Linked DNA regions of Homo sapiens: all the other regions are linked to region 1. A link is a loop called in an ENCODE intact Hi-C map of the cell type or tissue named here. Cell type or tissue: heart right ventricle. All regions are shown on one strand.

The links. Peaks named below come from ENCODE experiments on the same cell type or tissue, not always from the same donor. Only the 100,000 strongest peaks of a DNase experiment are listed, where the experiment ranks them.
Region 2: it touches region 1 in a loop (4-fold over the local background); 12 of 110 quality-filtered maps call a loop at or near these places.
Region 3: a loop joins it to region 1, with 2.6 times the contacts of the local background. A loop is called at or near these places in 3 of 110 quality-filtered maps.

Annotation. Positions count from the first base shown.
Region 1 is chr15:95,835,966-95,843,965 of GRCh38, forward strand. No RefSeq gene overlaps it. Among named protein-coding and RNA genes, the nearest start is that of LINC00924, 410 kb to the left of the region's middle. RefSeq lists an enhancer at 3,465-3,524. In heart right ventricle, no CTCF peak of the experiment used is centred here; DNase peaks (open chromatin) are centred at 4,166, 7,532 and 7,700; H3K27ac peaks cover 4,442 bases.
Region 2 is chr15:95,270,299-95,278,298 of GRCh38, forward strand. No RefSeq gene overlaps it. Among named protein-coding and RNA genes, the nearest start is that of LETR1, 53 kb to the right of the region's middle. In heart right ventricle, no CTCF peak of the experiment used is centred here; no DNase peak of the experiment used is centred here; H3K27ac peaks cover 2,419 bases.
Region 3 is chr15:95,621,205-95,629,204 of GRCh38, forward strand. No RefSeq gene overlaps it. Among named protein-coding and RNA genes, the nearest start is that of LINC00924, 190 kb to the left of the region's middle. RefSeq lists an enhancer at 5,796-6,497. In heart right ventricle, no CTCF peak of the experiment used is centred here; no DNase peak of the experiment used is centred here; H3K27ac peaks cover 4,695 bases.

The DNA.
Region 1 (8,000 bases):
CAGAACTAAACAATAGTAGGAATAGTCTAAATATCAAAATTGTAATTATTACATTCAAAGTGTATAAATTTATAAGACTGTATATTATATATGTATGCATTATAGCAAATATATAAACTTGTAAATGCATGCATTATTAACATATATATGTTTACACACAGCAGAGATGATATTCAGCAAAGAATAACTCATCCAGATTGACTATTTACATGTAGCAATGCTTCCTATTGATCAATGCCTATGCAGACTGATTGTTAAATATTTGCATGTTCCCTGTATACACCATTTATGAAGAATTAAAATAGAAATAATTCTAACCAAGTTTCCCCTTGAAGGATTATAATAAAGTAATCTTTATATGGTCTTTCAAATTCTGAAATTTCTATATTGAGTCTTGTAATTTTTCGAATACTCAGAAAACTGTATATTTTAAAACCCCAAACAGAAACAAATTTGAGTGTTAAGGTACACAAATTCATTTTCAAACCTACTCTTGAGTTTGTGCTTTTATGAGACTTAGTTCTAGTTGATGCAGACCTTATTTATGATTTCTTTTGATCACACATTGATTAAAATCAGAAAAAAACAATGAATTTATTATATCAATAATTCTTAAAATAGCTTGGTAATAACTATTACTTATAAAGATTACCACCATATCTAAGAAAAAACAATACACAGTCAGTAATTCTCATCAAAATCACCTGAACACTGCTTTAGGTTTCAACGGCACTCTTGTTTAAGGAAGTACTTTAAGAAAGAGGAACACTTCTCTACTCCAGGGATCCCAAACCTCAGCCAGCAGCAATAGGAGAGTAGTAAGGATAATGAATTAAAAATAACATGTATTTAATCATTTTTAACCTTATTTTGAGTTTGTATTTCTTCCACCTTTGTCTGATTTTCAATTAAAAAGTAAAGGGTGAACTAGGAAGACTCATGTTGCCTCTCTTCCAATGATTTTTATTTTACTTTTATGAAGACTTTCTTTTAAATCTCTTTTATTTTTAAATTTTATTGTATTATAGGCAATAAATTTTACTAAAAAGAATATGCATTACAGGAAAGTTGAACTGAAAGAACCACGTGCTTAGTGATTGCCACTGCACCCAAAACGCTACATTAGGTTTACTTCAGGAAAATTCAGGAAGAAAACTACCAAATCAATATTTTTGAACATGCAGCTTTTAGGACAGGAATATCTCAACAGGTATTATTAAAATTATAATAGTTCTCTTCATACAAATATGTGTTATTTACCCTTGGAAAGAACAAATGGATCACTAGCAAAGTATGTTTTATCCTAAATTTGTTTTTCATTTAAATCACAAATAACTTCTCTTTTGTAACAGTTAATTACATTTAATTTGAAGATAAAATTATTTGTGAAAAAAGTTGCTAATCAATCATAAATTCAATTTTATTTCACACATTTCAGAGCTATTACTTGTTAGTAACTTTCAAGTGACCTTTAAAATAGCTGTATTTATTGAATGGAATGTGAATGGAATCCACTTTTGATCAAGGATACTGAGTGAAGGCCACATAGGAAGTGAGTGGATGTGTGTCCATGGAGTCATAGATACTTTTTCCAAGAAGAGGACCCTGCATCCTCCCCCAAGAAGAATGTCGTATATGATATATGAGAAGTGATGACACTAGTTGTATATTAATAAAATACATCTGTCTTTGCTCTGGGAAGATTAGGTAAATCTATTATTATAAATCCTCCTAAGACCACACAACCAAGGGCAGTATTGATATTAGTACTGAAACTAAGGTCATCATTTTGGTCACTGATATCCAATGGCATTTAAAGATGTGTGGACATGAGTGATGACGATGATGATGATGAGGAGGACAATGATGATGATAGTGAATATGGCGATGGTGATATTTAACACCAATATAACATTACTATGTGCTGGACTCTGTTCTAATTGCTTTACTTTTTTTTTATTATTTCATTTAATCCTCTCAACAACCCTGTGAGAAAGTCACTTGACGCATGAAAAAGGATGCACTACCAGGATGAGAAAATCTAGAGAATAGTAATACTTCTGTGAAAGTCATTCACAGCTTACACCAGCTCACCTATACCAGCTCTAATCCTTTCCATTGTAAATCAAACTCTGCTTAGCAAATACTTTTGTATAGGATAAGTAGGGAAAAACAGGTCCAAAAGTGTTTCTTAATAAATTAAAAATCTGAAAATAATATTATTATAATTATATTGACATATACATCGTGTATTGCTAAGCAACCTAACTCCCAACAATCAAAGTAGCAGCTAATTCAGAGTATATACCTAGAACTGTAACAATAACAGCAAAAACTGGAATGCAGCACCTTTGTGCTCAGAATTACAAAAGAGAGTTCATTTTCAATCAACATGCACTTACTATATGAAAAGCACTGGATTAGATGCTGTGGAGCAGAAAAAAGAATTAATACCCATCCTCAAGGAGCTTACCATCCAGTTACAAGCAAAACCTGAACTCACAGAACTATAAAAATGTAAGACTAAAAAATGTAGCATTTCTCATTAACTAAGTGGAAAATACCAAATCACTTTCCTTTACTTTTATCACCTCTTTTACAACCCTTCTCCCAACTGGATGGCAGTCATCCTTCTGCTGGGCTTTCATAATTCTCTGGAGCTCCTTTAAAATATGTGCTCCTTGTACTGAACCTGCCTGAATCTGTTTTCACATCTGTGAAATGGGATACTGAGGACCAACCCCCACTGAGTTATCGTAGAATTAAATGGGTCAATGACAATAAAATGCTTAGGATATTTTCTGGCACATGAGAGCTACTCAATCAATGATAACCAGTGTCAATATTATTATTATTATTATGACTACCTATGTCTATACCTAACTTTCTGACCAGATTTATCATCTTCATGTAATTTTGTTCATAATTCTAAGAGCTCCTAGAAGACTACATTGAATATTGTATCTGTTTTCTCAAAGGAAAATAGTGAAGCATATGGTAAATCTTCATGGTACAATTAGGATCTGGAGGAAAAGTGTTTACTGGGCTCATAGAAGGATCAAAGTGGGATTGCTGAAGAATGTCAGGTGAAATGAATGAGGGAATAGAAAGTATCTCAGTCTGGGTGAAAAAGCAAGATGAGGCATAAACCATGGAAGCATAAGAAGAAGAGAGACAGTTGCAGCAGGAATGATATTGGGTAAATGATAAAAAAGGGAACTCAGAAGGTTATTGCAGTAGTATAGGCACAAAAATCTGAGAACTTTTATTAAATGGGGCAACAAAAATAGAAAGGATAGAATCAGGTCATAGATGGAAGAAAGAGTCAATGGGATTGAATCATTGTTAACACATAGGAAGCAAGAGAGAGAAGAAAAAATTCAGAAGCAAGGCTCAATTTCTGAGTTTAGACAACAAAGACAATGAGAATAATACATATTGGAAATGAAACAGAAAGCAGAGCCCCTCTCCACCCTTGCTTTTGTTTCTAATCAGTGACAGGAACTGAGTTTCAGATATGTTAAGTTTGAGGTTTGCAGGATGTCAAAGTAGACGTGTTTACTAAGTTATTATCATGTGAGGTTGGATCAGTGAGGAAAAAACAACTAGAGAACGAGAAACAACAACTAGCTCCCTAATTCAACTGAACTTTGTCTGCATAAAGTTGGCATCAAGGTGCATAGATAATCATAAGCTCTTAGCAGAAGTCTCTTGGTGCCAGCATCAGTGAAGAGAGGAACAAAACCAATCCAGCCACTCTTTTTCTGATGATGCATCTACACCCTTGGTTCTACTTGGTTTCTCTGCACAGAGGGAGTTCTTCCATCTTTGGATCTAAAAACAATATCTTTTCATTTTATCTGCAGCAATAGTCTAGCTCTCAGAGACAAAGTCAGTGAGAAACAAAGAAAGGCCCTCGCCACTCAATTCAGCTCCCAGTACAAAGACCAGAGTCACAGTGGTGTCCACAGCCCGCATCGGCATAAATACAGATGGACTGAAATACGCATTTTACCTAAAATAAAGGCTTTATACCATGCAAGCAAAAATAGAGGTGGTTTTTTTTCCCCCCAGAAAGTAAGACCTTCAACAAGCCAGAACACCACTGTTTATTTTAAAGAATTTTTAAACTCTGATTCAGACTATGGACGCCAGGCCAATTGCTGAATCCCACGGGGGCATCTGCATGCTGAAATCTCTGCCTGGAAAGTCAGTTTTTAATGGTGCTGTTACAAAACTATGTGTCCTCAAGTAGAACTACAAAAACTCCAAAGACATATTAATTCCAATTCCACGACACAGGCCTAAAGATAGAGTGGAGGAAGTGCTTGGTCATGTACACACATCAAATTCACTGGCCTTTCTAATACCTTCAGTGAGATTATACTCTTTAACATCTGTTTGTTTTCTTAACCACGTTCTCATTTGTTTTCCATGAGTACTTACGATTCAGGTCACTGTTAGAACTTAGGGAGTAAAACAGAAAGAAATAATCACTCAGATTTAAGTCTAGTTTGCCCATTTCACAGATAAAAAAACTGAGGAGGGGGTGCTAAATGGTTACCCAAGTTCAATTAAAAGAGCATGAACTAGAACTGAGGTCTCCCCAGAACCCAAATCATGAATTTTCCCAACTGCCTTGTTTCTTTTCAGGCAGAAGAGCTCAAAAGGAAAACACTGAGGGACCTTCTCACCTCTAGGTTCTGCAGGATAACCTGTGGTGGAGAGTTCTTCCTACGTGTTGAGTCAGAGCACAGGGAGTGAATGGGGTGGGGAAGAGAAAGAGGAGAAACAATTTCAATCACTTTGTGTTTGTGAGGAGAGCTACTCAGAGAGTTCCCCCTCTATTTTAGACATTGGTTGGCACTGAAAACCTGTGGAAGCATGGGCCCTCTGGGAAGAGTGGGCTAAAAGAAGCATCCAAAGACACAGAAAAGCATAGCAAATTTTCCAGTAGCTCATGCCGCAGCATCACATGCATATTCTTTTGAAGCACCCCTAACCTCTTCTCTTTCCTACACCTTCAAACTGGAGTTTCTGTCTGATCATATTCAGCTGTTTTTTCCTCTGCTACAAAGAAGCTCAGCACTTTCATGTCTGAGTTGCCAAGTGACACTCTATGTTTGAGAGCCCAGAAGAGGATGGAACTCAGGCCTTGAGAATAGGAAGGGGGCAGTTGACTAGGCAGAGGTAGATGGGCATAATTCGGTCCACGCTGCCGTCTCCCCAGAAAACAGACCTGAGATATGGAGACGGGGGTGGCATTCGGAGATAACTAGTAGGTTTTTGGAACAATCAGGTTCTACTTAAGGATAAATAAACATAAGTATATCCTACTCATAATGAATTCCAAAAGTAATAGACAATTGTTAAAACCCGCCTTCTTCAAATCATGAAGCATGTACCAGTAGGTCAAAATTATTGCCAGATAACCATTTAAAAGCAAGCCACGGTAAGTTCAAAATATATACTCCAAGTTCATGAAGAGATGCATCAGTTATGTATAGTATTCTCCTAAAAAGAAGGTTAAACTGATATGAATGGGAAGCCGGTCAGTACTTTCTCTACTTTCAAGAAATTTGTTTTCCCAAATTGCAACTATTCATTTTTCTGTGAAAAGATTCATAGAAAAAAAATCCAATCTCAACCATTTTCTCATCAAAGGAAACGTCTTTAAATCTTAGCCTCAAGAAATGATCTCTAGAATGAGATTGTAGCAGAGTTGTATACAATGGAGTTTTAAAAATACCTCGGATCAGTAACTTTATTTTTTTATTTATTTTTTTATTATACTTTAAGTTTTAGGGTACATGTGCACATTGTGCAGGTTAGTTACATATGTATACATGTGCCATGCTGGTGCGCTGCACCCACTAACTCGTCATCTAGCATTAGGTATATCTCCCAGTGCTATCCCTCCCTCCTCCCCCTACCCCACCACAGTCCCCACAGTGTGATATTCCCCTTCCTGTGTCCATGTGATCTCATTGTTCAATTCCCACCTATGAGTGAGAATATGTGGTGTTTGGTTTTTTGTTTTTGCGATAGTTTACTGAGAATGATGATTTCCAATTTCATCCATGTCCCTACAAAGGACATGAACTCATCATTTTTTATGGCTGCATGGTATTCCATGGTGTATTTTTTTGAGACAGAGTCTCACTCTGTTGCCCAGGCTGGAGTGCAGTGGCACAATCTCAGCTCACTACAACTTGTGCCTCCAGGGTTCAAGCAGTTCTCCTGCCTCAGCCTCCTGAGAAGCTGGGATTACAGGCGCACGCCAACAAGCCCGGCTAATTTTTGTGTTTTTAGTAGAGACAGGGTTTCCCTATGTTGGCCAGGCTGGTCTTGAACTCCTGAACTCAGGTGATCCACCCACCTTGGCCTCCCAAAGTGCTAGGCTTACAGGCATGAGCCACCGTGCCCGACCAGGATCAGTAACTTCTAAAGGATATGCTCAAATGACACAATGAGGTGCCCATCAGTAGAAGGAAGCTCCAACCTTGTCAGCTTGACAGGGGAATGAAAAAGAAAATTCCGCCAGTTGTTAAACCCAGCTAACGTGTGATTGATCTGAGTTCGGCTGTTGGTGGTTAAATAGAACTCCCCTCTGGCGTTTATGTCTCAGTTCTGACTTTGCTTCAGCCTGACCATGAGGGGTCTATAAGTATTTGAGCCTCCACATTTCCCTTGTTCTGCACCTAAGATACTTTTAGATTGCTCTTTAGAGCCTGAATGCTCTAAGCTCTTGGCGTCCACTTTGACCATGAAGAGCTCCGACTGCAGACAGATGCTTATGACTGGGGATGGCTCACATGTTATCTTCCAGATAGTCTCTCTAGAGAGAGAAAAGGCAGAATCAGAGTGGCGTTCTGCAGTCAGAGTAGTTAAGGGAGTTAAGGTGGCGTTCAGGCAGGGTGAGCCTCTGTGCAGCCGATCTAACTTGGTCATAACCCATCAAGCCCCAATGGTGAGTTCTGTGTTCAGTATTTCAAATTTTTCCTTCCCTGACACTGGAGGAAATAATACAAAAACTTGTTACCTATGCTGATGCCCAGCCAAATAATGAATAATTATAACAACAATCTCATGCAGCGGACCACACACCTGATCAATTCCTCCCTTCAGCACAAAGGATTCTTGAATTCTGGCATCTACTCCAGTGCTTGTTTTAAAGTCATATTACCAAAAAGCTCTCAGGGAAGCATTTTACTTTCTGGCTTTGTGATAAACAGAAAGATACCACAGTGGTTTTTAAAACTCTTTTAAATCATACAATTCTTCATGTTTTCAGTCTTCCTTCCTGTGTGCATTTTCTCCCTCTGGGGCCATTTCCAAAGAACTCGAGAAAACGAAAGAAACCACTGTGACCAAGCTGGAATGCATGAAAACCAAACCATCTCCCCAGAGAGGATAAGGAGCAGATCCCATGACTCTGCACTTGTCCTTCATCTACCCTTTTCCCTCAAGCCACATGTCCACTCCACACCCTCATCAGGATCCCAGCCCAGTCCACCCTTACTCCCCAACTAAAGGGAAGATAGTTCTTTCTCCTGGGGCCGTGATGTGAGGCCTGGGAGGAAATGTTGTCTTTTGGGAAATAGCAAAATTGTGTGACTACATTAAAGTCAACACTATTTATCTTCACCTCTTGTCCTATGGGCTGACAAAGGGACACCACTGTTGGGCCCAACCCCCGTGCACAGCTGCAATAGAAAGAAGGCAGGGACTGGTACTTTCAAGTGTCAGACCTTTTGTGCTGACTAGTTTATGAGGCTGATGTCAAGCACTGCAGTCAATGAAGTCTTTGTCCTAGGTGTACAGGGCAGGACAGTGGAAAAACTGTCCTCTCTCATATCCCAGGCCCATCCATCTTCCCTTCACCCTGTTTCTCAACTTTCCTATCTCTTAAGCTGACGGAGAGAGGATCCCTCCTGGGTTAATGTACTGGAAAATTGCTCTGCATGTATATGAGGAGGTCCTTTCCAAATGAAAGAAAA
Region 2 (8,000 bases), 570 kb before region 1:
TTCCAAAGCAGGGAGGGAACAGGTAGAGGGTTAAAAAACTGTCTATCAGGTACTATGCTCACTACTTGGCCAATGGGATTATTAGAAGCCCAATCCTAAGGATCACACAGTATACTCATATAACAAACCTGCACATGTACCCCCTGAATATACTTTTTTACAAAAGAAAAAGAAACAGGCCGGAAATAGATTAGATTTGGTTGTATGCTTTTATTTCTTAGCGTCTCATGATCAGTCACAATTTTACTCAGTGTATTTTGCTCTGAAAAAACATAAAAATGCAGTGGTGGTCTGTTCCTGATTCTAAGGAGCCGTGAGTTCAACTAGAGAGCAATAAGGAAGGCAACCTCAAACCTCCCCTGCTATGTTGAGGGCAATGCACTCCTGAAATAGAGTGAATTAGAACTTCCCTTGCCCACTTCCTGTTCCCTAGAGCTAGCTCCCTCTTCCTAGGGAGCTGTTTGAATCCTGAAGAATATGTGTGCTTCCCATGGCTCTTATCCTTGCTGCCTTTGAGCTAAGATGAAGCCTTCTCTCTGCTTAACAACAGCACAGAGAAAAGTCAAATAAAGTGGATGCCTGAGGATGTGTGGAGAACCAGGACAGATTTGCTGTAATTTCATACTTCCTGGTTCTATTTGTGATTCTAGACAGTATTCATGCTTCCACATAAGCCCATGCCTTGGGATATGCATACACCTTCAATAAATCAAACACTTAAAAATGTATGTGTTTGTTCGTTTGGGCATTCAGTAAGTTATCCTAAATGCACTGAGTCCCCGCCACAGCCCAAGAGGGCAGAGTGGCAAGAGCTCAGTATGAGATCCCCATGCCTGGCTCTACTCCTTGAGACCTCAGATGCATACCCATCAGTTATGGGACTTTGCATGAACCATTTAACCCCTCCAGGTCGCTTTGTTTTTGGATGGAGACTGGAAGTCACATTACTTGCTTTGGGTATTTCATGGAGCAGTTGTGGATCTCTGTTACTATGGAATAATGTGTATCCAAGGGTTTGGCATTATCAAATGGCCAGACATATATGTTATCATTATGGAAAGATTACTACTGAAAAATAAATTTATAAATGGAGTAGTCAACATGTAAGGCATGGTTCTACCTCTTCCAGGCTCAGTCATTATAAAGAAGAAAAAATTCCATGTCATAGTGGTCAGAAAGGCTTTGTAAAGAGACACAGGATTGAAGAAGGGAAAGGTGTAACCATCAGAAAGGAAAAATATGGGCACTGCCGATGAGGCCCTATCAGTAGGGTCCAAAGGACTACAGCTTGAGCATATCTCCATGACATCATTCATTGCACTGGATTTGCATTTTCCATCTTTGTGTCCACTTCTCAGCTTTGTACTGATTGATTTTCATTTTTTATTGACTTTCATTGCTCTAGTGCCTGGTACATTTCTTGCCAGTACAGGTCATATGCAGGATATGTTGGACATATAGTTTTGTTCAACATAAGAATACATAAACAAAGCAATGTACCTTAGAACTGTTCCATCTCCAAAATCTCTCAGAGCTTCTGCTGTCTAACAACAATCTCCTTTCTCTTTACCACTCACAGGTGCAGGACAAATTGTTTCTCACTGTGACCTCTCTTCCACCATTTCTAGTTTTCCGGACTATGCAAATTTACCTCTTCCCTCACCCCACAGTCAGACATTGCATCCTTATCCTCCCTACCACCCAACTTTCCCACATCCTCGTCATTTGATCACATCTCTCATATCCATTCTCAGCTGGAATCTACCAGTCACCAAATTTCTGCATCCCATCTGTTAAGATGCCTACTCATGCTGAATGGGATATGGACATCACTAGTATTTCCAACAGTATCACATCCAGTTAGTTCTTGTTATAGTCCCACAGTAAAGAGTCTAAAATATATCCCCATACCTCAACACTTTCCCATGGTCTTGGAAGGAGACCTCACTGCTGAGTTATTGAGAAGATAGTGGCCACCTAGTCTACACAACATGCTGTTCATTCCTTCAACGCATGTCTGCAGGTCTTCATTAGTTGCTTCTATCTCCATGTAGTGATTTCTTTTCTTTCTTTCTTCCTTTCTTTCTTTCTTTCTTTCTTTCTTTCTTTCTTTCTTTCTTTCTTTCTTTCCTTCTTTCTTTTCTTTCTTTCTTTCCTTCTTTCTTTTCTTTCTTTTTCTTTCCCTTTCTTTCTCTCTTCTTTTTTTTTTTAGAGAAGTTTCTCTCTTGTTGCTCAGGCTGGAGTGCAGTGGTGCAATCTCGACTCACTGCAACCTCCACCTCCTGGGTTCAAGCAATTCTCTTGCCTCAGCCTCCCAAGTAGCTGGGATTAAAGGCACCTGACACCATGCCCAGCTAATTTTTATATTTTTAGTAGAGATGAGGTCTCATCATGTTGGCCAGGCTGGTCTCAAACTCCTGACCTCAGGTGATCCACCCACCTCAGCCTCCTAAAGTGCTGGGATGACAGGCGTGAGCCACCGTTCCTGGCCCATGTAGTGATTTCTAACTGAAGGCCCTACCTCTCATCCTCAAGACCTCCCTTTCTGATTTCTTAATTTCTTCCCTTGCTGTCCCCTCAGAAGATCCATCAGGGGTATCCTGCCATCTCTGACATTCCAAGTTTCCCTCTTCATTGGCTCTTTTCTCCCAATTAATTGTACCACTAGATGATTCTCCAAGAAATCTGGACTCTGTAGTCAAATAATCTTAGGAACTATGATATACCATGTCACCATTTTGGATATTTGTAAGACAAATATAGCCAATTAAAGATAGTAAAGAACCTCATTCACTTTAGTTTTATTAGGGTCTCCTAAATGGTTTATAACTTTATCCTTTTTTTCCCTTTGAGTAACACCCATTAACACTCTACAAAACTCTTGAGATGCGGAACTCATTTGGACCACTGCTTTGACACATAAAATGTCCCCATCTCTACTATTAAAACAATAATCAAACAACTAAGACTTTCATGGTGTTGACAATCCTCAAGATTGTTTTCTCATTTCTTCTTCTTACCACTATTTTTATTGAGAAGTTTTTATCTCTAATTCTCCTTCATACAGTTCTCATTACTTTAGCTACCAATTAAATGTAGAGGCTCAATCTATAGCTCCCAGCTCTCTCCTAAATTAAATTGCTATATTTATTTCTGACTGTGTTCTTGATGTCTCCACCAGTTGGCTTCTTGTAGCATGAGCAGAACATGTTTGTACTAACTTATTATAGCTACCAACTACCACACCAGACCAGCCCTCAGTTGGTGGTACCAAATTCTTCTTTGTTCTTTGTCCCATCATTAATCTTTTGAACTGAATATGAAAAAGTAGGATGCATTTTTTTAAGTCAAATATACCTACAGAATTGAGTCATGCTCCATTATTTGCTAATTATTGAGCCTCACGGTCCTTATCTGTAAAGTAATGGCAAGAATACTTATTTGTAGAATAAATAATAGTGGTTGCTTCATGCATATAGTGTCTTTTCCCTTTGAAATATCTCACAGTTCCATTTCTTCTTTCTGTTTCTCTTCTACTCCCACAGTTTAGACTCTGATAACTTAATAGTCTCAATATTTGCTTTTAGGACTTTCATATCTCACCCCTGTCCAGAACAATGATGCAGTTACACTATAAAATATATTGTGTGTATATATGTAATTATAAACCATTATATTGCTATACTGTCACAATAATATCCTAAGAGAAAGACATGTATATGATAAATAGTCTTTCCATCATACAGTGTGAAAATTATGCTTTATTTCACTTGGCATCTGAAGTCATGATTTTACTTTAAGTACAACTAAATATTTGGAACAACATGGACCTTTATAATAGAGTTTGCTAAGTACATTTTCCGCTGTCTCCTGAGAACTGAAAAAGCTGAGAAATGTAGTTTCGGACCAGAGTACATCATCCTGTCAATGCTACTGATTGTTTTACCAACTGGACTCATAGATACATGGCCAACACCCAAGGAAGGGAGGAAGAAAATGACAGTGGCTGAGAGATATAAAATATCCCCTTCGAACTTCATAATTTGGAATTTTTAAAAATATTTATAATTTACAAGAATAAACAATGAAGTAATGGTCCGTAGGGTTCTCTGTGGCCACTTTGGACTTTTAAACAGTGATGGGTCACTCTTAAGTATCTAAAGTTCAAATTCAGTTTGGATCACAACCATGGCATTCAAATAGATAGATGAAGTTTTTCAAACCTCTGGAGATTGGAAATGTGAGCTGGAAATCTCATGCCCCTTCACTGTATTTTTGATTCTTCTGGTTTTGGCAGAAGTGGGAAATGAAGTTTAAGTTGAGCATTTTAGATTACTAAAAGTTAAACTGATAGTTGTCCAAATATGGACTTACAGATATCCATAAAGCACGCCCCTTTCCAAAGTTCACAGTTTTAGAAAATAGATAGTCTTCATTATCTGTGTTTAGTTTTTAATTAATTGTTTGTTTTGGATAGTTAATAGTAGAAGAAATTATACAGTTGACCAAGTACTTTCTCCACAAATTTGTTTAGCTCCCAATTATAGAAGTGGTTTGAAACACAACTCGACTACCTTATTTTTTCTTGCTGAATTTAGAAAACTCTCTCTCTCTCTCTCTCTCTCTCTCTCTCTCCAATTCCTTAGTTACTTAAAGTGCTTAGTTCCATTGGAAGGGATAACACATCTCATTTGGTTTAGGCACATTAAGACTGGGTCTACACACTCCAGAGGTGAAATGCAGCAAGACTGAAAAATATCGTTCACCTGATTTCTGGAAAATGCAGGTGATGGAATGTCAGGGCAATAGTTGGGATGGCACCTTCAAGTCCATGCTATTTACTTTGGTGGCAGAGATAAACTGTAGATAGTCAAATCAACTAATTTTTTTTGTTTGATCTGAATAAGCTGAAATTGCTAAAATGTACAATGTAACACTTTCTATCATGTAACTCACAGAAAGTAAATTTAATTGGATCTCAAGGAGAGAAGGACACATCAGCTCTAAAAGGTATATTAAGATACTCTCATCCAGGCTCCCTCTTGTAATAAGTTTGAAAACATGTGCCCTACCCTGGAGCTTTTTGTTCTTTCCATGACACCATGGTTTTATTCAAAGCAAAAGTAGCTCAGGGAGGAGCAAGAACATACTATGACTGCAGTCAACAAACAGGCAGAATAGGCCGGGCGTGGTGGCTCACGCCTGTAATACCAGCACTTTTGGAGGCCGAGGCAGGCGGATCACCTGAGGTCAAGAGATTGAGACCATCCTGGCCAACATGGTGAAACCCTGTCTCTACTAAAAATACAAAAACTAGCTGGGCATGGTGGTGCACGCCTGTAGTCCCAACTGCTTGGAAGGCTGAGGCAGGAGAATCTCTTGAACCCAGGAAGTGGAGGTTGCAATGAACCAAAATCGCGCCACTGCACTCCAGCCTGGCGACAGAGCAAGACTCTGTCGAAAAAACAAACAAGCAAACAAACGAAAAACAAAAACAAAAAACAGGCAGAATAGTTTGTGCCAGCTACCTCTTTATTCCTACTAAGTGCAACTGTTCCTCGCACTTAATAGGTGAGCAGTAGTAGTAAATCCTTATTGAATTTAATACATATCTTTGAGAATCATTGTTCAGGCTTGATATCCAAAGGAGAAATGAAAATGCCAACCAAGGTGAACTTACATGGTTTAATTCCTTTTGTGTCCCTACACCACCTTCCAGTCCCATCCCATAAGCTAAACACCTATACACAACAACCCAGGGCAGCTTAGAAATCTTCACTGAGACAAGGGAGGGATTTATTCTCCCAACATTTAGAACATGACACAGAGGACCTGGGTTCAAATCCTGAACCAACCATTTACTAGCAGCCACATTATGGAATGTTGCTAAATTATGGAATACCTGATGTATGCCCTCCTTCAACAAACCTTGCAGGGGCTCCAGAGAAACATGTACTGTTCAAGGCACTGGAGATGAAGCAGACAGCAAAACATTTCCCAGATGCCAAGCTGATTGCAGAGTATATCAGTATAGTCGAGATGCCTCTAAATCCTCCCATTCTCTTACTTCAAACCTACTGTCTTGAGATCTCTCTAGTGAAACCTAGGGGTCTATGTGGAGCAGGCATGAACCATAGATACAAATATGGTAAGAAGACAGTTTCTCTCCTCTAGGCATTCCCAGTATGGGAGAGCCATATGCATATAATTCATTGCAGGAGTGTGTTAAGACCTTTCATAGAGACACAAACCAAGCATTCTGTAGTTATATTCAGAAAATATTTGAAATTTGCCTAGAGAAGTTAAAGAATAAGTAACTCACTTGTTTTATGTAAGGATAAATTGAGACACAGGATGTGAAAACATTTATTAATTGCATCATTGATATAAACATGTAAATATATTTTTGCTTAGTAATATATTTGAATATATATTAACAGATATATATGATTTTCTAATATCACATATATCTTATACACAGCCAAGTATGTTTCAAGTTCCTATTATCTGAAAGGATTAAAAAATAAGCTCCAAGTTGCTCAACAAATCAAATAAATTTTATATTCTGAAACTAATAGGCCACTGCATTAAAACATTTTGATAAGTATAATTACATTTTCTCTGATCTTTTAGTATTCTCTTACTTGGTGTGTGTGTGTGTGTGTGTGTGTGTGTGTGTGTGTGTGCTTGTGTGTGTGTGTTTCTGGCTTCCTTCTTTATTAAAAATCCTCATTCCTATTGTTTGTTTGCCTAATGTATGTAAACAAAAACTCTCTGGTTAAGCCCAATTAATACAATGTAGATTAGCATTCATTACTTACAAATTAAAATTATTTTTATTTAATTTATTACTAATAGGCCAGAAAAGCACCATTTATTCTTTTTAAACTCTTAAGTTCGCATTTCACTTGATTTTTCGTGCTAGTCTATAATGAGTAATACTTGTACTACAGAACAGAAGGATTCTGGAGAAAGATCCTCCAACTATTCTCCATCCCCCACAGATGCTGTGGACATTTGAGTAGACTTTTGTACACCCCAGCGGAGTTTTTGACTCACTCCCCACTCACAGCACCATCTGAAAAACAGCAACAAAATCATAAGCACAGAGAGGTTTGGACTTCTAATGCTACCGCTGAGTATTATCCTTACCCTTGGAATGTTCATTTTGACATTTTTATCCCTAAGTCATTCACTACTAATGTAAACATGAGAGCTTGTTAAAACAGTTCCCTGAGCTGCCCTGCTGGAAGCTTCTTTCAGGCTGGAGAAGTCATCTCACTGCATCTCTTTCTAAGCCCTGTTTTGGTCTCTGAGACTCACTACAGCCTGACTTCTTACTGCAAGCAGTACATTTCGATATGAAGTCTCATCAAATGCTTTTCTTTGATGGGGTACAGAATCCAGCATGTTTCCTGGCTGAGAACACTATAATATCTGCAGGGAACTTTCACAAGTTCGTTAGGCAAGACCTTCCCCATAAATCTAGCAGTTGGCTTTTCAAGGTGCTCTTTAGCTAGAGCCCACTGCAAACATGTCGAGTACTTCTTTTCACACCTGATTTCTTTTCAGAGTCCATGAACTCAGCAACTGGTGAAGCCACACTTGAAAAAAATTTAATGTCACTATTCAGTTGGTTGTCAGTTACAAGGCCTGAAATTCTTCTGGGGGCATCTCAAGATGCCTCACTCTGATTCATTGTCAAGAGGCATTATGGGTAGCTGAAAGACTGAGCTTTGGAGAAAAGGCTGTCTTGAGGCTCAATTCTGACTTTGCCACTGGAGACTTTGGGGGAGTTATTTAACCCCAGAAGCTCAGTTGTTCTCATACACACACACACACACACACACACACACACACACACACACACACACATATATATGATAGTACACACTATAGTTAGTGTAGATCTACGATTATTGTGAGGACTAAATAAAATTATGCATAAAGAGCCCAGCAGTCGTAGGCCCTTAATTAAAAAATAGAAAACACAAATCTAT
Region 3 (8,000 bases), 210 kb before region 1:
AGGGTGTGAGTTCTCCATACCCATCCTTCTCCCACCACAGAGGCCTTGAAAGATGTGTGTCCCAGAAGCTATATAACCAGGTATAAGCCACATGAGTCCCTCAATCCTCCTGGAGAAGTGTTCCACCCTGGAGAGCTGCTTCTCTTCCAGAGGACTTTGAACAAGAAAGAAACTATCTTTCATGTGATAGGCCACTGAGAGCTGGAAGTTTATTACCACAGTACAGCCTTTCCTATTCTGATTAATACAGAAATTGGAAACAGAAGTGAGAATTACTCACAACAAAAACTAAGAATAATTGCCATTGGCTGAGCAGTGGGGCAAGAAGGTGAGAAAATGAATATCATATTTGGGAAATATTAAAATATGGAGCTGCTTGTCATGCAATGCTCAATGTATTATACATTTCAAAACTGCTTAAAGAGTGGATTTTAAGTGTTCTCAACACAAAAGATAAGTGAAGTGATTGATATGTTAATTTGCTTGATTTAATAATTTCTAAATGTACGCATATATCAAAATATCACATCATACCTTAAAATGTATACAATTATTGTCAGTTAAAAATAAAATAATACAAAAGAAGTAACTTTAAACATTTCAAAACATATGTATAGAAAGCCTGTTACCCATGTTCATTTGGGAGACGGATGCTACCTATTGAAATAGGAGAAGACTTTGGAAAACAATATTTAGCTGCTCTTAATTGAATTTGGCAAGATATTATAAGAATGAGATGAGCTCAAGAGAAAAACAATGCCAGTTTGAAGGCAGCAATGCAAAGGAATAGGGTGATTTCAGATATTCCAGGCCCTATAAGGTTGGAGAATATGAGGACTTGTGGAGATGAGGTTAACAACACTTGGAGGGACAAGTGCTAGGTGAACATTTCATTTGATAAAAAAACTTCCAGGGCAAAGATCAAATTAGGTGTATGGAACCCTCTTCGTTGATTAAAGTACCTGATGGCAAAAGTCATACTATAGTTATGTCCTCCTCTGTGAAATCAAAAGGCCACCAAGTAGCCACCATAGAGTAGAAAGAGGAAGGCCTAGGAGAGAGGCACATGAACAGGAAAAGAAATAAAACTGTGAAGATGCTTTGGAGAAAACCTTGGGTAAGATTTGGGCACAAAAAACAGTGGAGGCAGGCTGGGCATGGTGGCTCATGCCTGTAATCCCAGCACTTTGGTAGGCCAAAACAGGTGGATCACCTGAGGTCAGGAGTTCAAAACTAGCCTGGCCAACATGGTGAAACTCCATCTCTACTAAAAATACAAAATTAGCTGGGCATGGTGGTACATGCCTGTAATCTCAGCTACTTGGGAGGCGGAGGCAGAAGAATCACTTGAACCTGGGAGGCAGAGATTGCAGTGAGCTGAGATCGTGCCATTGCACTCCAGCCTGGGTGACAAGAGCGAAACTCTGTCTAAGAAAAGAAAAAAGAAAGCAGTGAAGGCACCATTGGGTACCTTGGCAGGCCAGGAACTCAGCAATGAGAGACATGGTAGAATAAAACACATGGTAGATCCCTTGAGATCCACCCAGACAGGGACATAGAATACTAAGAATTACTATAGTATATTAAGGGCTTACTAAGTCCCAGGACCTGGACTAACTGTATGTATTTATCCTCATTTTATCCCTGTGAGATAAGCATAATTATTCTCATTTTAGAGGTGGACAAAATGAAGGCTTAGAGGAGTTAATTTCCTGAAGACCTGTTAACTATGAAGCAGCAGACCTAAGATTCCAATCTTATTGAAGAGAAACAGCACCAGTCATGTATTAAAGGAGGCAAGACAGATTTTATCCAGACTACTGCAACAGGAGACAGAAACTCCAGTATAAGCTGAGTTCAATGTCAACTAAGATAAAGATGACTAAGGTTATTAAAGGGAAAACAAAAAGAAAACAAAAAAAGGTTATGAGGAAATTTTAAAAAGAGGAAAAAAAAGAGACTGGGAGCCAGGTGTGGGGGGGAATGGAAAATGATAGAAGATGTGCTTTGCATGGTTTGGCAGCATATATTTCCATGAGCAAAGACTCAGCATGGGGTTGGGAATCCCTGTTATGGACATAGCCTAGTGCAGGTGGAAGCCAAGTTAAATTTGGTCCAGTCTCTCAGAACAGTGTTAGGGCAAGACCTTTGTGCCATGTGGGAGTGCACAGTTTACACTCTCGCCTGGATGACTTCAAAAACCATGCTTTTAACCTTAATTACATACCATCTGTGGACAAATGGATAGTTGCCAAACAATTTGAAAAATGATGCAGTGCTACAGTAAGGTAATACTGGATTGCCGGAGAGCATCGGAGGGTGAGGCATGGAAGTAGAATCTAAAAAAATGCATAGTTGGTGTCAAATGGTTTAATATGTGGCTCGAGATGAGTTTGGCATGATAAGCAGAAATTAGAGCTCAAAGGTACTTGAAAGTCAGGCCACAACATTTGAGTTTTCTCCTCAAGATCATGGAAACTGCTGTTCTCTAAAATGAATGAAGATTAATTAATTACATCAGCCAAAATTAGGTACCATGTTGATCTAAAATTGCCATCCCAAAGTAGAAGTTGCCACTGACCAGAGGCCATAAAGAACTCAAGCCACTGTAGGAATCTTAGATAACTGTAGAGGTTAATGGAAAAGGCAGAATTCTGTTCAGAGTGATTTCAGCACACCCCAAACGATTGGCCCGTGAATCTCACGTATACATTTTAGGCTGGAAAGTGATTTTCTTTTTAGACCCATTCGTCACACCAATTAATCAAGTCAAAGAATATGATATTGATCATTATTGGTCCCTTTGTCTCAAATCCAGAGGTTGGCTCTCATTTTATTCCTCAGGCCACCCATCAAGCCAGAGAGGAAGCAGGAATCATAACGCTCAGGATCTCCTGATGCTAACCTCTATCCTGAGACCACCAGGCTAGGCTGCCTCACCCTGAAAGAGCTATTTTATCCAGAGAAGGCCAAGCCTCAAAAAATTCTATGCTGGTCTGTTTTCTATGGAAGTTCCCAACATTGTGGATGCTTATCTGAATGCTATCTGAACTATTCACATCTCCAGGGAGAGCATAATTGGACTGGAAATTTCCTAAAAACAAACTTTCTTGTAAACGTTTCAGGCTGTCCTGGGTTGGGTCAGGCCAGAAATATCCCTTCTCTAGCCCTATGGCCTGAATTCTGCATCCTCTGAAGATGAGGACAGTTGAGACAGAAGAAGTAAGGCCCTGGTGAAAAATGACAGGGTGGCCTCAAGTCCCCCAACACTCCCACAACATTTTGATAGTGAGTCCTATCAAGATCTGGAAGTTTTCTCATCATCTGAAACAGAAGTCCCAGGTCCTTTGGGCACATCTCCAGGTGGCCTCATTAATGGTAAATTAAATAAAAGCATTTTCTTACTTTTCCCCACAGAAAGTAATGATATTTTAATAATGCTATGCCATTACTTTCTTGGGATAACAACAGCGAGGAGAATAGCGAGGAACATCAGGCCTGGAAAATTGCCCAGAATATAGCATTAGGTGGTTAAGCCACAGAAGAACCGAAGAAGGAAAAACAAGGCAAAGAAATACTTCAAACACCAAGACAGGAGCTGAAGAACAGCTATGCATATGTCACAATGTTAAGTCATTATTTCTTAACATTGGCTACTTGATGAATGATTGCTGTTTGGCCATTACAAACACCCGCCTAAGATACCTTCACTTGACTTTTTTTTTTCTTTTTCTTATTTGGATTTAACTACAGACAAACAGAAATGGCTTCTCAGGGAGCCATTCTCCTCTTAAAATGTAGATGTCAATTTTTGTTTTATACAAGGTTTATTGATCACTTTCTAAACACAGATAATTCAGAGAAAACTGAGTCAGCCTCATTTCACTAATAGTTGGTGTTTTCTTTGCGGTGGTGGCATGCAGCTGGAAAGTGTATGGAGGTATGAATTTTCACATTATTGCATCTGACTGTTGAGTGAAGTCTGCTGGGAGTGTTGGTGATTTGTGACAAGCTAAGGAATTCCTTTCTCAGCCTGCAGTAAGCGTGAAGCACATTATTTAAAACCAACCCAGATCATTGATATATTGTCATCTTATGCTTTTAAGAGGGTCCTTTCCCCCAGAACATATAATTTTCTGTATGGCCTTTAGCTTTTCTGTTTCAAATCTTACTCTTTGGTGTTATGTTGCTGTTATCAAGATAAAGGGCCTATTTAAAATAGCTATCTAGTTAATAATTTGATTATAGGTGACTTTTTCCTTTCTGTTGTTGTCTAATTTATTTCAACAAGCATTTACTTAACTTTAATAATGAAAGTAACAAGTATATAAGTATTGTAAATGACTCTTTCATCTCTTTTGCCTTGTCTTATAGGTGAAGACTTCTAAAAATTTAGCTCACACTGATTCTATTCTTCTTTGAACTGCTACAGTCCTTATTTGTGTTTTTTCATTTTAGCTATTTTGTATACTAGCTGTTAGTTGCCAGTGACGCCCCCTGAGTGAGTAATCATGCTTTCAAGTGTTCCTGGCCTTGTACAGTAAGTAGCCTCCTGCACCAAATGGAAGCTGAGCCTTCAATTAGTGTTAATCAGTGGTGAGAGGCGCTTAACCAGTCTTGAGTCAGTGGACAAGGCCAGGCAGATTTGGCTGCTGCACTTTTGGGGGACTTGAGAATTGAAATCTGGCTATGCTGTGGCTATTTTAAAATACTAAGTTTTGAGATTACTGCTCATGTAGCAATGGATGCATTCATAGATGCCAAACTTTCATTTCCTTATGTTTTGTCTGAATGTCAGTGACTTTTTTGTCTGTTTCTGTATGTTAGTACGCAGCTGAGTACCACACACATAATAAGTTGCAAATAAGTATCAAAAGAACAGATGAACTAATGAGCGTATAAATGATTGAATACTATTAGAAACAGAAGGCAATCACAGAGTGACAGGGGGTTTTATTTGAAATATCTAAACACATCATTCAAGTTCAAATCTTACTGTGTCATTGTGAAGCCAATCCAATAAGAATCATGTAACTTTTACCTACAAAGTATCAGTCTCAACTCCTATTATTCGCACTATGGTAGGGGATTCAAAGCTTCCGCATCATCTGGGACCTGAGGAAAAATGCAGAATCTCAGGCCCCACCCCAGATCTGCTGAATCAGAATCTGCATTTTAGTAAGACCCCAGGTAACCTGTGTGCTCGTTAAAGTTTGAGAAGTGGGCCTCTAAGGCACCTACTTTTCTGTGTTATTTGTGAGTCTATCAAATGAACATGCTGAATAAATGCTTAAAAACGTATGACAATAAATAGGATTCTTTGAGGAAGATATCATTTGTGATTGACTGTGTTTCACAAGCAAGTGCATTCTGATGTCAACAACATCCACATTCTCTAAAGGCTCCCAGCGCAGCCACAGTGTCACCCAGCTGTGACAGCCTGAGTGATTTCAAACACTACTGATTGACATCTTAAACGTTGCCTGGAAATGCCGCGCTCTGCAAAATCCTTCATCACAAGAACACATCTGCCTTAAAGTCGGCTGTCCAAATGGAGGGGCATTTCCTCCAGAAAGCAAAACCCCAGGCTTTCATCTCTTCAAAGCAAATCCTCGTTTTTGGTACAAAGAGGAGTTTTCCCACCTCTTTCCAGTCACTTGAGTGCCCCTCCTGGGTGAGCACCAGCCCTTTGCTTTGGGCCCTGACCTAAGAACAGTTCCACCATGCAGATGATAAATCTCAGAGCTACCAAGCATTTGCCATATTTCCCGGGATCATGTTATGTGAATGGCTGACGGGAAAAACCCAGGGGTATCGCGTTACAGGAAAGAGCTGCGATTTATTTATTTATTTTCTTCCTTCTGTAACTAATTCCAAAAACAGACCCCTGCTTGGGAGCCGGAGTACAAGAGAACAAGATAAATTCTGCAAAATTCTAATTGGGGAACAGTTGACTTAATTGGTGTCCGTTTGGCAGACAATGGGAAAAGCTCCCCAGCTGGGCTGGGAAAGGACTCTGGGGGAATATAGCCTTGCAAGAAGCCTTAAAGCTCTGGGGACCGATTGTTTCCTGAGGTGAAACCTGGAGACCAGAGCTTGGATTAACTCTACAACTGTCAAGCTCCATTAGGGGCAATCAGAGGAGACAGAGCATGGGTTAAACACAGGAAACGGAGCTGACAATAGAGGCATATGTCTCTAAGAGCAGGGAAGGGAGGCAGGCATATCTACGTCTAATAACAAACATAAACATTTTTCTTTCAGGTTCAGATGTAGCACTGATGGGTCAAAGATATTCCTCAGTATGGGTTGTTAAATGTCAAATATTCGGAACCTAAGCAGTTCAGTTGCACGTGCTTATTTTGTGCAATCTGATGGTGGTGAAGGCCTTTCCCCAGCATCTCAAGTCTTTGGAGAATTAGAGCGGGTTGCTGAGTGTTAAGAGCTGAGGGTTGGCTGGAGGAGGACACAGGAGGACCCCAGGTTCCACTCCCTGCATTGTCTTTACCCTTCTGTCTTCCACTGGATGACTTTTCTGAGTATTCTAATCCTGGTTTGGTCATTTTAAAAATCGGGGGACTATTATCAATCATTTCTGAGGACCCTTCCACCAGTAATATTTCATTAACTTATATCTTGCTTGATTTCAAGAAACACAGAATCATTTTCTCTTTGTGTGTGCGGGGATGTGGTTATGTAACAAGCATGTACCATGTGTCTTTTAATATATTGCATATTGATACTATAACCCAAAAGCTTGTGTATTGTTATTCTGTAATATTTTTAAGTATTACAAATATTGTAATACATCACAAAAAACACAAAATACGTCATAGCAATGTATATATTATGTAAATACTTAAAATATTGTTACTAAGAGTTAAAATCACGTTAAATGCTAGCATAAAGAGGGCATCTATAGAACAATTAGGTCAAAATTCAAACAACCCTCATCTATAAAGGATCTGAATGTACTTAGCTTCTGTGCTTATGAAAGTTGTACTTTTTATAACTTTACACAAATGATTCATCTCCTCCAAAGACAGGAGACCTAAACTCATCTTTTTACAAGGAATCCTCCTAATTGGCCATGCACTCCTCAAGAGCAAGAACTGTGCAGAATTCTCATTGTATGGCCAGGATGCAGGGTGTGAACAGAGCCAGGCCAGATATGTGCACATCGGTTCAAGACGGCAGAGGCAACACCTTGGTTCATGAGACAACACAGAAACTTTTCACTTGATCTTTAAAGCACTCGAAGAACAAACTCCAGAGTGAATACATGGTCTGACAGGTGAAAGCAAGAAGGTGGGAGCTGAATTTTACCGGAAGGTGAATGTATAATCACTGAATGCAATTGACCATTGCAACCCAGAACAACATAGAATGGAAGGAAACAACACCATTTTTTTCAGAATTGTCCAAAATTCATGCATTAAATTAAACATCTTTGCTCCACCTCTAGAAGAATAGAACACATGATAGAAAGTCATTTGACTGTCCTGCACTCAAGGCATCCACCCACATATATTTGAAGTCCCAGAGAGAGCAAGGGAAGAATTCTCTTCCTTTTTTTCTCATGGGCATTTCCTGAATGTTGGAAATGAAGTTGGGAGCTTTAGACAGAAGACACAATGCTAGTCTGCAACAACCTTGACCTTTAAAATGGAAGGTTGGCAAAATCCATTTTGATCTCAGTTCACCTGTCTGCCTTCCCTCCTCTTCTGAAATGTCAATCTTATGGAAGAATTTGGTTTTGAGAGATATGAAAAATCTTTATAGGCAAAATGGATATTTAAATGCAAGACTTTTTTCCTCTCTCCTATTAGATTGACCAGCAAAAGAGAGCTGTGAGATTGTTTTGTTTTTATTTTTCTTTTTATCCTGAAAGTCTAACTTTGAATTAAGGAAAGTACCTTCACTGTCCCATGAGGAGTAATTAATTCAAAAGAGGCTTTTCTTATTTGGGTCAAGATATTTTTAAAACAGGTGAGCTGTTA